Linked DNA regions of Homo sapiens: region 2 is linked to region 1. Evidence: chromatin contacts called from ENCODE Hi-C or POLR2A ChIA-PET data. All regions are on one chromosome and are shown on one strand. The core of a region is the stretch at or near the end of the contact, and the rest is flanking DNA. Distances in the headings are between cores, read along the strand shown.

Region 1 (5,752 bases), core at 2,011-4,510:
GCACCCCTGTAAAAACTTTAGAACTCTAGAATGTTAGAGGTGGATGTTAAAGATCAGAGTTCAACACCTCCGTTATTGAAAGAGGGACGCTGAGGTCCAGGAAAGGGCTTCAGAATCAGTTATGAATACTGATGCCTGGGTCCTACCCACAGGAAGTCTGATGTAATTGGTTTGGGTCTGGGGCCTGGGCTTCCCAGGTGATGCCAATGTGCAGCCTTGATTGAGAACCACTGAGTTAGATATAGACCCATCCCTGAGGAACTTCCAATAGAGTAGGGAGGGAGCTAAAGTGAAGAGAGGCACACGCCAGGCCAGGGTCACACAGGGGTTGTGAGGAGAGGGGAGACCCAGGCAGTGCACAAAATGCTGGGTTAAGGGCTTCAGACAGACCGGGGCTTGGATCTTAGCTGAGTCTAGACCAGTGACCTTGGCCAAGTAATTAAAGCTTTTCTGAGCTTCAGTTTCTTCATCTGAAACACAGAGAATGATAATAGCACCTAATCCATTGTGGTGGTATTCAGAGAAATTAGATAATTCATGCAGAGTGCTGACATAAAGATGAGCTGTTATTATTTTATTATTATTATTTGAGATGGAGTCTTGCTCTGTCACCAGGCTAGAGTGCAGTGGCGTGATCTTGGCTCACTGTAACCTCCACCTCCCGGGTTCAAGCGATTCTCCTGCCTCAGCCTCCTGAGTAGCTGGGATTACAGGCACACGGCACCACACCCAGCTAATTTTCTATGCTTTTAGTAGAGACAGGATTTCACCATGTTGGCCAGGATGGTCTCGACCTCCTGACCTCGTGATCCACCCGCCTCGGCCTCTCAAAGTGCTGGGATTACAGGTGTGAGCCACTGCGCCCAGCCTATTATTATTATTATTACTTCTTGGTCAGGTCAAAGGCTTGGTCAGGATGTGCTCACAAAGGGGAGTGGAATATGAGCTATACCAACACAGAGAGGTACAATTTCAGCAGGAAGAGAGAGAATTTTAGATATCAGGGAATGAGAAGTTTCTGAGCATGCTTGGAGGGCACTAGGAGTCAATTTCCCTGGTGCATGGGAGACTGGAGGCTTGAAGACCCACCAGAAAGGTCCTGGGGCCAGCAGGGAGAAGGACCAGGAGTGGGTCAGGAGAGTGGTAAGGGAGCCGGGGAGAAGGGGATGGATGCCAGCAGCCTTAAGAGGCTCTGAAATCCATCCTGATACCCATCTCCCCCTCCTGCAATAGGCTGCAGACAGTCCCTGCGCTGGACAGGCTGGAGCCCAGCCTTGGCCCCCGAGGGAAGACAGTCGCCTGCTACTCTGCACGTGACTAATCAAAGGGCCCGTGGGGCTGCCCCGCCACCCTTCCTCTGGTTAATGCCTAATCGGACCAAACTTGGAGGCTTGAGTGGCAATCAGCCAAGTGGATAATTGCTCAGGTTAGCCTTGATCACAGGCTCCCTGGGAGTCGATCACAGTAGGTCCCCTCACCCTGCAACTCCCTGGGCCTCTCATCCGGGGCGGAGGCAGCTTGTAGGAGGGAAGCCTCAGAGAATCCTACTGGTGGGGAATCCCTCTGGACATCTTGAGCAACACACCATAGCAGCCTGCTTGATGCCTGTGGTCATCCTGGATGCTGGTGACAGGTCCCTGAAGGCACAACTCACAGTGGCTGCAGCAGCTGCATAAACATCTCACTGAGAGCCAGGAAACAGCAAAAAGCCTCATTGCTCCTGTATAAGCAACAAGACCAGAACCTTCATGGTTTCACTAATTCATAGGGTCCAGGCTAAACTTCTAGACACCTAAGTCCTAGCCATAGAACCAGGCCTCAGTTTTGTCACACGGCAGGGGAAACGGATCTGTTCTGAGTGGTCCCAGCACAGTTGTGACCCCATTTAACAAATGCGGAGACAGAGACTTAACAAATTTAAGTCATTTGCCTTGGGATACATAGCTAATAATAATAAAAGCATTAACAACGGTATGAATAATTCTTATTTATTAACCAGGTGGAAGAGTTGCTGCTCAGCTGAACATCAGCTAGAATTGCTAAGAGCTCAAACTGATTGCTGGGAGAGGTGATAAGCTTCTTGTAATTAGAGGTATGCAAGCAAAGACTCACTTATTTGCCAGGAATGTTGCAGAGGGGCTTCAAGACCTGGGGGGAGGGAGGGGATTGGACAGAATGGTTGCAGAGTTGCTTTCAGTTTTGTGGGGCAGGAGCGATTTCATTTACCTCTGTGTCCCCAGGGCCTAGTACGGTGTCTGGGAAAAGGTAGACATGGGCCTCACCTGTGCATGAACATACAAAACGAGCAAACAAATGTGTTCTATAACTAAAAACGTGGCAGCAGGGGAGAGGAGTGCTAATCCTTGTCTAACTCTTCTCCCTTTCCCTTAAAACACTGGTTCTCAACACAGGGTGCGTAATGGAATTATATGGGGAGCCAGAACAGAGAGGCACCTCATAAAACGCATCAAAGCCAAGGCGTCCTGCACCCCAGTGAGCCATCACTCACCGTGCTTTGTGATGCACACATAATCGGTCTCATGAATCTGTACAACCTTATGAAGCAGGTATTCTTGTTACCTCCATTTAATAGATGGGGGAGCCCAAACTTAGAGAGGGTAAGTCAGGTGTGGGGAAGTCACAGCTGAAAACAATAAGAATAAGAATTACCTTTTATGGGGGACTTTCTCAGCTAAGTCCTGACTGGTTTCTTAGCAACCTTTATCTCATTTAATTCTCATAACAACCTTATGAGGTAGGAGCTATTATTATCCCCATCTTTTCAAAAAAGGAAACTGAGGCTCAGACTAAGTAACTCACCCAAGCTTACTGAACTAGTAGGTGGCAGTGCCAGGGTTTCGAACCAAATCTGTCCGTCTCCAAAGCCCTGGGGAAAGGGGTGCTGTGGTTGTCAGTCTCAGATCTGAAGCATGGAGGAGTGGAGAGAACACTACTGTTCTGACAGCCAAGTGACCTTTTCTAGTTCCCTTGTGGTCTCTGTGTGACTGTGTGACCTGGGGCAACACTACCTGTCCAGGGCCTCAGTTTATCCCTCGGTGAAACCAAGAAGGGAGGTGGAGATGGGCCTGATTTCTCAGCTCCTTTCATTTTCCATGACTTGATTCCCCACCGTGAGTTCTGGGCCACAAACCAGTTGGCTTCCTCCCTCCCTCTCCGTGAGACAGAGAGCTGGCAGGAGGGGATGATCCGCCTCAATTCTCCCACCTCCTTTTTCCTCCTCCTCCTCCTCCTGGGCTGGGACACACCTACTCCAACTTTCTCAGCAGCCTCTCCGGCTGCGGGCTGCGCGCCTTCCTGCTCCGAGTCTCTGCACCTCCCTCAGGAGCCTGTCAGCCTGGCCCTCGTGAGAGGGGCGCCAGCCCAGCAGCCTGCTCTGGGGCACCCTCCCCTACCTGAAGGGCACAGGTAAGAATTGCTGGAGGATGGGAAGATGCGGGAGGGGGGCAGCAAAGTTAATCCATTCTTGAGTCTGGTTCCAAAGCAGGCTGGAGTTGGGGGCTCCTGGAAGGTAGAGAAGGAAGCAGGAGATGGCTGGAACAGGCACAGAGAGGGAAGACAGGGACATCTGGGCCTGGATCATCTAGGTACACTGAAAGAAGCCAGTGAGGTAGCCAGTCCGCGGCTGGGGATCGGGGCCCAGCAATGGGCAAGGCTGAGACTGTGATCTTGTGGAAGAGGAAGGTCACATTTGCACACGTGGAAAGTTGGATTCTTGTCCTGCAAGAATCAAATCCCCCACTTGGGCTTTCTGGAGATGAGCCTTTAAGAGGACATGGAGGAGATTTCCTCTGCAGTTTTTAGGGGGAAGTGCCAGGGCCAGGAATTGAGAGTTGCTGGCTTCTTGTGTGTGTCCAGGTGGGCATAGGAACCTTATCACAGACAAAGCTACCTGGCGGCTAAGGGAGAGTCAGATAGTCTGGTCAGCCCTGGTTCTCCTGTAGCTGCTGAGATTAGGACCTCAGCTTCCCTGACTGTAGAATGGGGGCATGCATAGTCTCTGAGGGCTGTGAAAGACCATGAGTCTGAGTGGCACCAAGACAGCACTGGAGTTGTTGGGGTGGGAACAGCCCTGTTCCCCTGTCTTGGGGAAAGCAGAAATCTGATGCATATCTCTGGAGGCAGGAGAGCCAGAGTGGAACGCTGAGCAGAGCCACTGGGCTAGAGTTCAGTTCTCAGAGCCGGTGCAGTGCCATTTGCCCCAGCATGGGGAGCAGTGAGGCAGTGCAGAAGTTTGCCAAGGGCTCAGAAATGCTGCCTCTGTGCCCAGCCTCAATCTGGAGCTGGCGCCTGGACTCAGGGGAGAGGAGGAGGTGAAGAAGCAGGCTGGGAAGTAGGTGCTTCTAGTCCTTCAGCCCTGCTTCACAGGTGGGAGCAGAGACTGGACAGGTGAACATGCCTTGCTACTAAGAGTTATTACAGCTTATGCTCGTTGAATGCTTCCTGTGCCCTGGGGACTATGCTGAGCACGCATGGTCTTTTGAAATTTTTGAGGTTTCAAATCCAGGCAGTGTGGCAGAGTGGGAAGAGAATTTCATTAATCATGTCTCTGTGACTCACAGGCTGTGTGGCCTAGGACGGTTTCTTACCTCTCTGGGCCTATGTCTGAACATATAAAATAAAGGCAGTTGGATGTTTGTTAAGATCCTCTCCTCCCTTTATTAAATATTTATTTATTTTGAGACAGGGTCTCTCTCTGTCACCCAGGCTGGAATGCAGTGGCATTATCATGCAGCTTCCACCTCCTGGGCCCAAGCAATCCTCCCACATCAGCCTCCTGGGTAGCTAGGACCACAGACAAACACCACCACACCTGGCTAATTAAAAAAAATGTTTTTTTGTAGAGATGGGGTCTCACTATGTTGCTCAGGTTGGTCTTGAACTCTTGGGCTCAAGCAATTTTTCCACCTTGGCCCCCTAAAGTGCTGGGGTTACAGGCATGAGCCACCACACCTGGCCAAGATCCCTTCTGAATCCATTCTGTTGGGTAGACAGAGCAGGAGTGATTGTCTCCATCTTGCTGATGAAGAACCTTGAGAGGCTCAATGTTCCATGTCCCTGTAAGAGGCAAACTAGGGTCTTCCCCCAGGGCTCTCGATAGAGTACATGTTAGACTTCTGGCAGGAAGATACTGAATCCATGATGTCAGCTAGCCTGATGCTCAGCTTCCTGCATACTCTAACCTAAGTGCGACTGAACTCACCTTGGCCTGTAAGTTCTCCTTCCAGATGCTTTATGACAGGCTGTGTGGCACTGGCCTGGTGCTGGCCAGTTAAGGCCAGGTGGGAGAGGCTGTCAGGCAGGCATTAAGTTTTAGAGACAGCCTGTGTGTGTCTGGGGGGAGATGGAGTTGGTACGGTTGGGGACATGCCTGTACCCCCTGGATAAACCCTGTCTTTTGGATTCATTTTGAGTGGGGAAGGACATGACCTCTAAAAGCCTCCTATGATCCCTGAGCCCCTAGAATGCAAACTGAGCTAGCTCAGAGCCTCAATACTAGTATTTCTAGGACTAATAGTACTAACACTCACATTTATGATGGAGGTTTATAGACAGGTTTACAAAGTAAAGTGTGGGTCCAACTCCCGGATATTATTAGCCATGTGACCTGGGCCTCAACTTCTCTAAAAACCTCAGGCTCCTCATTTGAAAGATGGGGATCATCATAGTTCTTTCTTCAGAGAATTGATGTGAGAAATGAGGGGGTGCATGGAAGGTAATGCAAGAAATGTGT
Region 2 (5,752 bases), core at 2,174-4,673, 56 kb before region 1:
GAGTTGGAGACCAGCCTGGCCAACATGGTGAAACCCTGTCTCTACTAAAAATACAAAAAATTAGCTGAGCGTGATGGCAGGTGCCTATAATCCCAGCTACTCAGGAGGCTGAGGCAGAAGAATCGCTTGAACCAGGGAGGGGGAGGTTGCAGTGAGCTGAGACTGTGCCATTGCACTCCAGCCTGGGCAACAAGAGCAAAACTCCATCTCAAAAAAAAAAAAATACAAAAATTAGCTGGGCATGGTGGCAGCCACCTGTAATCCCAACCACTTGGGAGGCTGAGGCAGGAGAATCGCTTGAACCTGGGAGGCGGAGGTTGCAGTGAGCCAAGATCATGCCACTGCACTCCAGCCTGGGCGATAGAGCGAGACTCCATCTCAATCAATCAATCAATCAATATCACTCATAATTTTTCCATAGTAATGAGATATATTTGCCTCCTTCCTTCTGGTGGCTGCATGGTATTTTGTAATACCAATGTAGCAGTTTAATGCTGCACTTACTGCTAAGCACACCCTTTACTGTCTCTTGAGGTGTCTTGCACTGACAAAGCACACTACAGAGGACAACTTGGTACATACATCTCTGTACACATGTACAAGGGTTTCTGTGGGATGAAGTTCCAGAAGTGGAATTGCTGGGCCAAAGAATGTATGTGTGTCTAAAACATTGACAAATGTTGCCAAAATTTCCTTCAAAATGCATCACTTTTAACTTCCTCTGGCACAGGAGAAGGCCATCTCATCTTCTGGTCAGCATTGGGAAGTACTCATCTTGGGGGCCTTGGTCTTTTCATCCATGAAATAAGAGGCTTCGCTGGGCACAGTGGCTCATGTCTGTTATTCCAGAACTTTGGGAGGCCGAGGTGGGAGGATTGCTTGAGCCCAGGAGTTTGAGACCAACCTGGGCAATATACTGAGATACTGTCTGTACAAAAAATTTAAAAAAAATTAACTGAGCATGGTGGCATGCACCTGAAGTCCCAGCTACGTGGGAGGCTGAGCTGGGAGGATTGCTTGCACCTCACAGGAGGAGGCTGCAGTGAGCCAAGATTGTGCCACTGCAGTCCAGCTTGGGCAACAGAGGGAGGCCCTGTCTCAAATAAATAAATAAATAAATAAAAAGAAATAAGAGGGTTAGATTGGATGATGCTGAAGCTTCCTTGCATCTGTAACTTTACATCTGCAACTCTTTCCACTAAGTTGTCCAGCTTGAGGAGTAGAATGGGGCCATGAACTTAAGCAGTTCATTTCTTCTCTTCTCCCCTTCCTTCCCTTCCACGTTCTTCTTTCTCCCTGTCTAGTCCTAGGAGAGTGGAAAAGGCATGAGGCCACCCTCCTCAGGCCAGGAAACCTAGTTCCAGAGGCGGCCCTGGATCCAAACCAGTGTGGGAACCTACCTAAGTCCTTCCCTCCCACCCTATCTGTTTTCCCACCTGGTTTAGCAACTGCCTTCCCTCCTAGGGCTCCAACTTCATAAGATGTTGAGATAACATCTTATGAAGTCTTTTGCCAAAAACATGCCTTTTTCTGCCCCTGGAAGGAATTAGTTTCACTTGTTCTGAAGAAGAGTCTCTGCAGGTACTTGTTACTCCTGCCAAGAGACCTGAGAGGCCCCAAATTCCTCAGCACCCGGATCCCAGATTCGCTTAATCTGACGCTGCTCGCTTCCAAGGGGCGCTGAGATGATGGAGTTACAAGCTGCTTAAAGGCTTACAGAGTGTCAGCTTGAAGGGAGGAGAGAGTGAGTGAGCGTCTGCCTCCACTTGGCTTGGCCTCTCGGATGAAAGAGCTTGGGAGAAGGGAGTGTTTACAGAGATCAATAAAGACACCCTGGAGGGGCCAGCACTCCCATTGGGCTTCTCCAAGAAGATTTAGGATTGACATCATTAAAGCCCCTAGGGAAGACTCTTCCCAACCCAAAGTCTCTTAACACTAGATTCTCAGATCCTGAAAGCACATAGGGCTTGGGAAGAACTATAGGGACTGCTCCACCTTGCACAGCTCTGGAGGTCTTCATTTACATTGATTACAAAGTGAATGGTGTGCCAAAGAGGCACAAAGTGGGCCAGGTCCAGGGGCTCACGCCTGTAATCTCGCACTTTGGGAGGCTGAGGTGGGCGGATCACCTGACGTCAGGAGTTTGAGACCAGCCAACATGGGGAAACCCTGTCTCTACTAAAAATACAAAAATTAGCTGGGTGTGGTGGCACACACTTGTAATCCCAGCTACTCGGGAGCCTGAGGGAGGAGAATTGCTTGAACCTGGGGGGCGGAGGTTGCAGTGAGCTGAGATCTCACCACTTCCCACCAGCCTGGGTGAAAGAGAAAAACTCCATCTCAAAAAAAAAAAAAGAGGTACAAAGTGGTGCTGGTGACAATATTACAGCAGCTAGCATGATCATTTAAAAAGGTACAATTAACAAAAACAAAACAAAAACCACCAATGACTTTTTGTTACACTCAAAACAAAATCCCTAAAGCTTTTCATGATTCAACCCTATTTTTCTCTTGAATCTCATATCCTGCAGTAGCTAAGTTCCAGACACATTGACCTTATTTCTGGTCTTCAAATGTACCCAGTGGCCTAGCTGGTTCCTGCCTCAGGGCCTTTGCGCAAGCTGCCTTTAGCTCTTCCCAAAGCTGGCTTCTTCTTGTTAGGAAGTGTTCTCCTAAAACACCACTTTCTCAGGGAGGGAGCCTCTAACCAGTCAGTCTAGAATGGTCAGTCGGTGTCTCCAAGGTTGCTCTGTAAAATGGGAGTGGTAATCCTCATCTTACCTTCCTCCCTGGGCTCTTTGTATTCATTCCCACCTTATAGCTTAAGTTCCATCTGCAAGGAACTTGTGCACCCCCCTTTTCTCTTTTTTTTTTTTTTTTTTGAGACGGAGTTTCATTCATGTTGTGGTCCAGGCTGGAGTGCAGTGGCACCATCTCGGCTCACTGCAACCACTGCCTCCCAGGTTTAAGTCATTCTCCTACCTCAGCTTTTCGAGTAGCTGGGATTACAGGCGCCCCCCGACCACCCCCAGCTAATTTTTGCATTTTTAGTAGAGATGGGATTTCAACATGTTGGCCAAGCTGATCTCAAACTCCTGACCTCAGGTGATCCGCCCACCTTGGCCTCCCAAAGTGCTGGGATTACAGGCCTGAGTCACTGCTCCAGGCCATTGTGCACCTTTTGAATACATTGTTCGTTTCCGTAGCACATTATTTCCAAACCACTTACTTCACTCATGCTTGTATCCACAGAACCTGCACCATGCCGAGCACTTCAGAGATACTCAAAAATATTTGTTGAACACTGAATCAAGTCAGGGCAGTCTGGACACCCTGCAAACTGTGAAGTGCCCTACCTCCATGATAGCCACCACAAATAGCAGAGAAACAGAGTGAGTCAGGAGGAACCTCATGTCTCCTAGCTTCATGGGTAGTTCTTAAAAAATAGAGAACTGCCTCATAAATTGTGAGCCCGGTGGCAATAACTCAATGAAACCCCATCACACAACAAAACTGAGGTTCTCCCAAAAGGGAAGATGACATGGCACATGAGTCATTGAGTTGATTAAGAAGTCAGTTCTCACCCCTGCTAGGCCAGTGCACCCCAGTGTCTGCTGAATAGAAAATGAATAGAGGGCCAGGCACTAAACGCCTATAATCCCAGCACTTTAGGAGTCCAGGGCGGGCAGATTGCTTGAGCCTAGGAGTTTGAGACCAGCCTGGGCAACCTAGTGAGAGCCCATCTCTTAAAAAAAAATATAGCCAAGCTTGGTGGCACACTCCTATTGTCCCAGCTACTCTGGAGGCAGAGGTGGGAGGATTGCTTGAGCCAGGGAGACAGAGGTTGCAGTGAGCTGTGATGGTACCACTGCACTCCAGCCTAAGCGACAGAGGGAAATCCTGACTCAAAAAAAAGAAGGAAGAAAAAAAAGAAAGAAAGAAAGAAAAAGAAAAGAAAATCTTACATACCTTAGGTGACAATGTATAGAAAAACTTAAGATTTACTGTAAGAGCAGAGGAGATAACCTACTTCCATCTGTCCCTCAGAAGCTGCCACATGCCTGTAATTTCCAGCCATTATCCTCTCATGAGTCCTGGGTGTGCTGTCCACAGAGGACCCCTATGAAAAAGAACTTTAGCAACATCTCATGCCTTAGAAGAGGTTGTTTCTCCAATAAGCCATCTGAAAAAGTAAAGAATGGGGTCCTGAAGGGGAAGGGAGTTCCAGGCGATGGTGGTGTTTGTTATATAGGGGGAAGTTTAGGGGTCTGGGCTCGTGGGTAAGAGAGTGGGAAGGAGGTGTGGTATCCATGCCAACCTCTGCCAATCTCATTTTGCCCCAGGCCACCCTCACACTTGAACCACAGAGAACTGTTCAAATGCCAACTAACAAACACAAGCAGCAACAGAGAGCTGTGTGTGCTGGGGATAACCAGTCCCACGGGTTTGGGTGTAGCGGTGGTTTGGGTGTAGCGGGAAGCAATGCTTGGGTTCTGGAACAGATGGCTTTTAGGAAGCTGAGGAGGAGAGAGAGGGCTACCCCCTACCTCCCTGTGCCACCCTGCCCACCACCCCTGCAACCAGGGCTTGTTAGCCACAGGAATACTTGGCATCAGAGGCACCTCCTGGGGGACTAGACTACACAATGTGAGCCACCGTCCTTTCATCTTGCCTGCCTGAAGGGTGGGGTGGGGTGGACCCAGGGGGCTGCCTCTAGTGCTTGGACAGCTGGGATGGGCAGAAAATGAGCAAGTTCAGCAAGGCTCTGATATTCTAGCTAACACACTCAGAGCTGTCCACACCCTGCTCCCTGCGGTCAACAACTGAAAATACCTACAAGAAACCCAATGCAACAAATAATGGCACCAGTAGAATGGGACCAGATAGTCCCTGGTTCTGTTGGAAAGGTTTGTTCCATTCATCCTCTGCTGCTTCAGGGATGGAAATGAAGCCCAAGAACGTTGCCGGAGCTTAGTTTGAAGGGTGCTGAATAGGCCTCCAAAGTGCATGTAATTTTGCCTTCCTCTCTCCTTAGTCAAAGCCTATCTGCTTGTAAAGGCTCAGCTAAAGTCCTTTCCGGTCCACAGCAAATTTCTGCCCTCTGAGCTCCGGTGGCTGTTTTCTTCACCTGCGTGTTACATAGGCCACCCTGTGTCACCATTGATTATGACATGTCTCCCCAACTCATCCTCAAGCTCCTTGAAGTCGGGGGGATCACGGTGCCTTCTTTTATACCCTGGCACAGTGCTGAGCACACAGTAGGAGGCCCTGATCCAAGTCTGGAGCTGGATGGAAACTAAGTCACTGTAATTGTTCACTCCATTCTTGTTATAGATGAAGAATCCAAGACCCAGAGAGCACCAGGGGCTTGCACAAGGGAGAGCTCACCAGGGCTGGAGGTATTTGTTGAACAAAGATTGAAGGATAATGGCATTCCAGCGTGGTATGTCCACACTGGCAGGAATGGACACAGGAATTTCAACTGATGAGCCTGATATGTCCTTAAACTTTCAGATAATTTGCTTTTTAAGAAATTAGCTGGCTAAGTGCGGTGGCTCATGCCTGTAATCCCAGCACTTTGGGGAGGTTGAGGCAGGTGGATCACCTGAGTTTGGGAGTTCGAGACCAGCCTGACCAACATGGAGAAACCCCTTCTCTACTAAAAATACAAAATTAGCCGGGCGTGGTGGTGCATGCCTGTAATCCCAGCTACTCGGAAGGCTGAGGCAGGAGAATCGCTTGAACCCAGGAG

What was found. Hi-C counts contacts between places; a loop is a spot of excess contacts on that map. ChIA-PET counts read pairs that join two places held with the same protein, here RNA polymerase II (POLR2A). Pooled maps may share reads with other maps.
Region 2: a loop to region 1 is called in a map of mammary epithelial cell, with 3 times the contacts of the local background. The contact joins the enhancer-like site here to the promoter of FAT2 in region 1. A Hi-C loop is called at or near these places in 6 of 168 maps with a recorded cell type or tissue (CD14-positive monocyte, Caco-2, PC-9 and 2 more), 1 of 37 single-sample maps with no recorded cell type and 3 of 50 pooled maps. POLR2A ChIA-PET finds 5 or more read pairs at or near these places in 8 of 52 experiments (A673, CD4-positive, alpha-beta T cell, MCF 10A and 5 more).

Annotation. Positions count from the first base shown.
Region 1 is chr5:151,588,839-151,594,590 of GRCh38, reverse strand. It overlaps FAT2 (FAT atypical cadherin 2), which reads left to right and starts at 3,260. Exons shown (of 24, transcript NM_001447.3): 1 at 3,260-3,426.
Region 2 is chr5:151,645,207-151,650,958 of GRCh38, reverse strand. All of the region lies in intron 1 of LOC105378231 (a long non-coding RNA gene), which reads right to left. Among named protein-coding and RNA genes, the nearest start is that of CLMAT3, 29 kb to the left of the region's middle. Within about 2 kb of position 3,423, at least 3 of the 41 ENCODE cell types and tissues checked have a DNase peak (open chromatin) inside an H3K27ac peak, as active enhancers do; they include CD14-positive monocyte, PC-9 and mammary epithelial cell, where a contact is called at or near this core.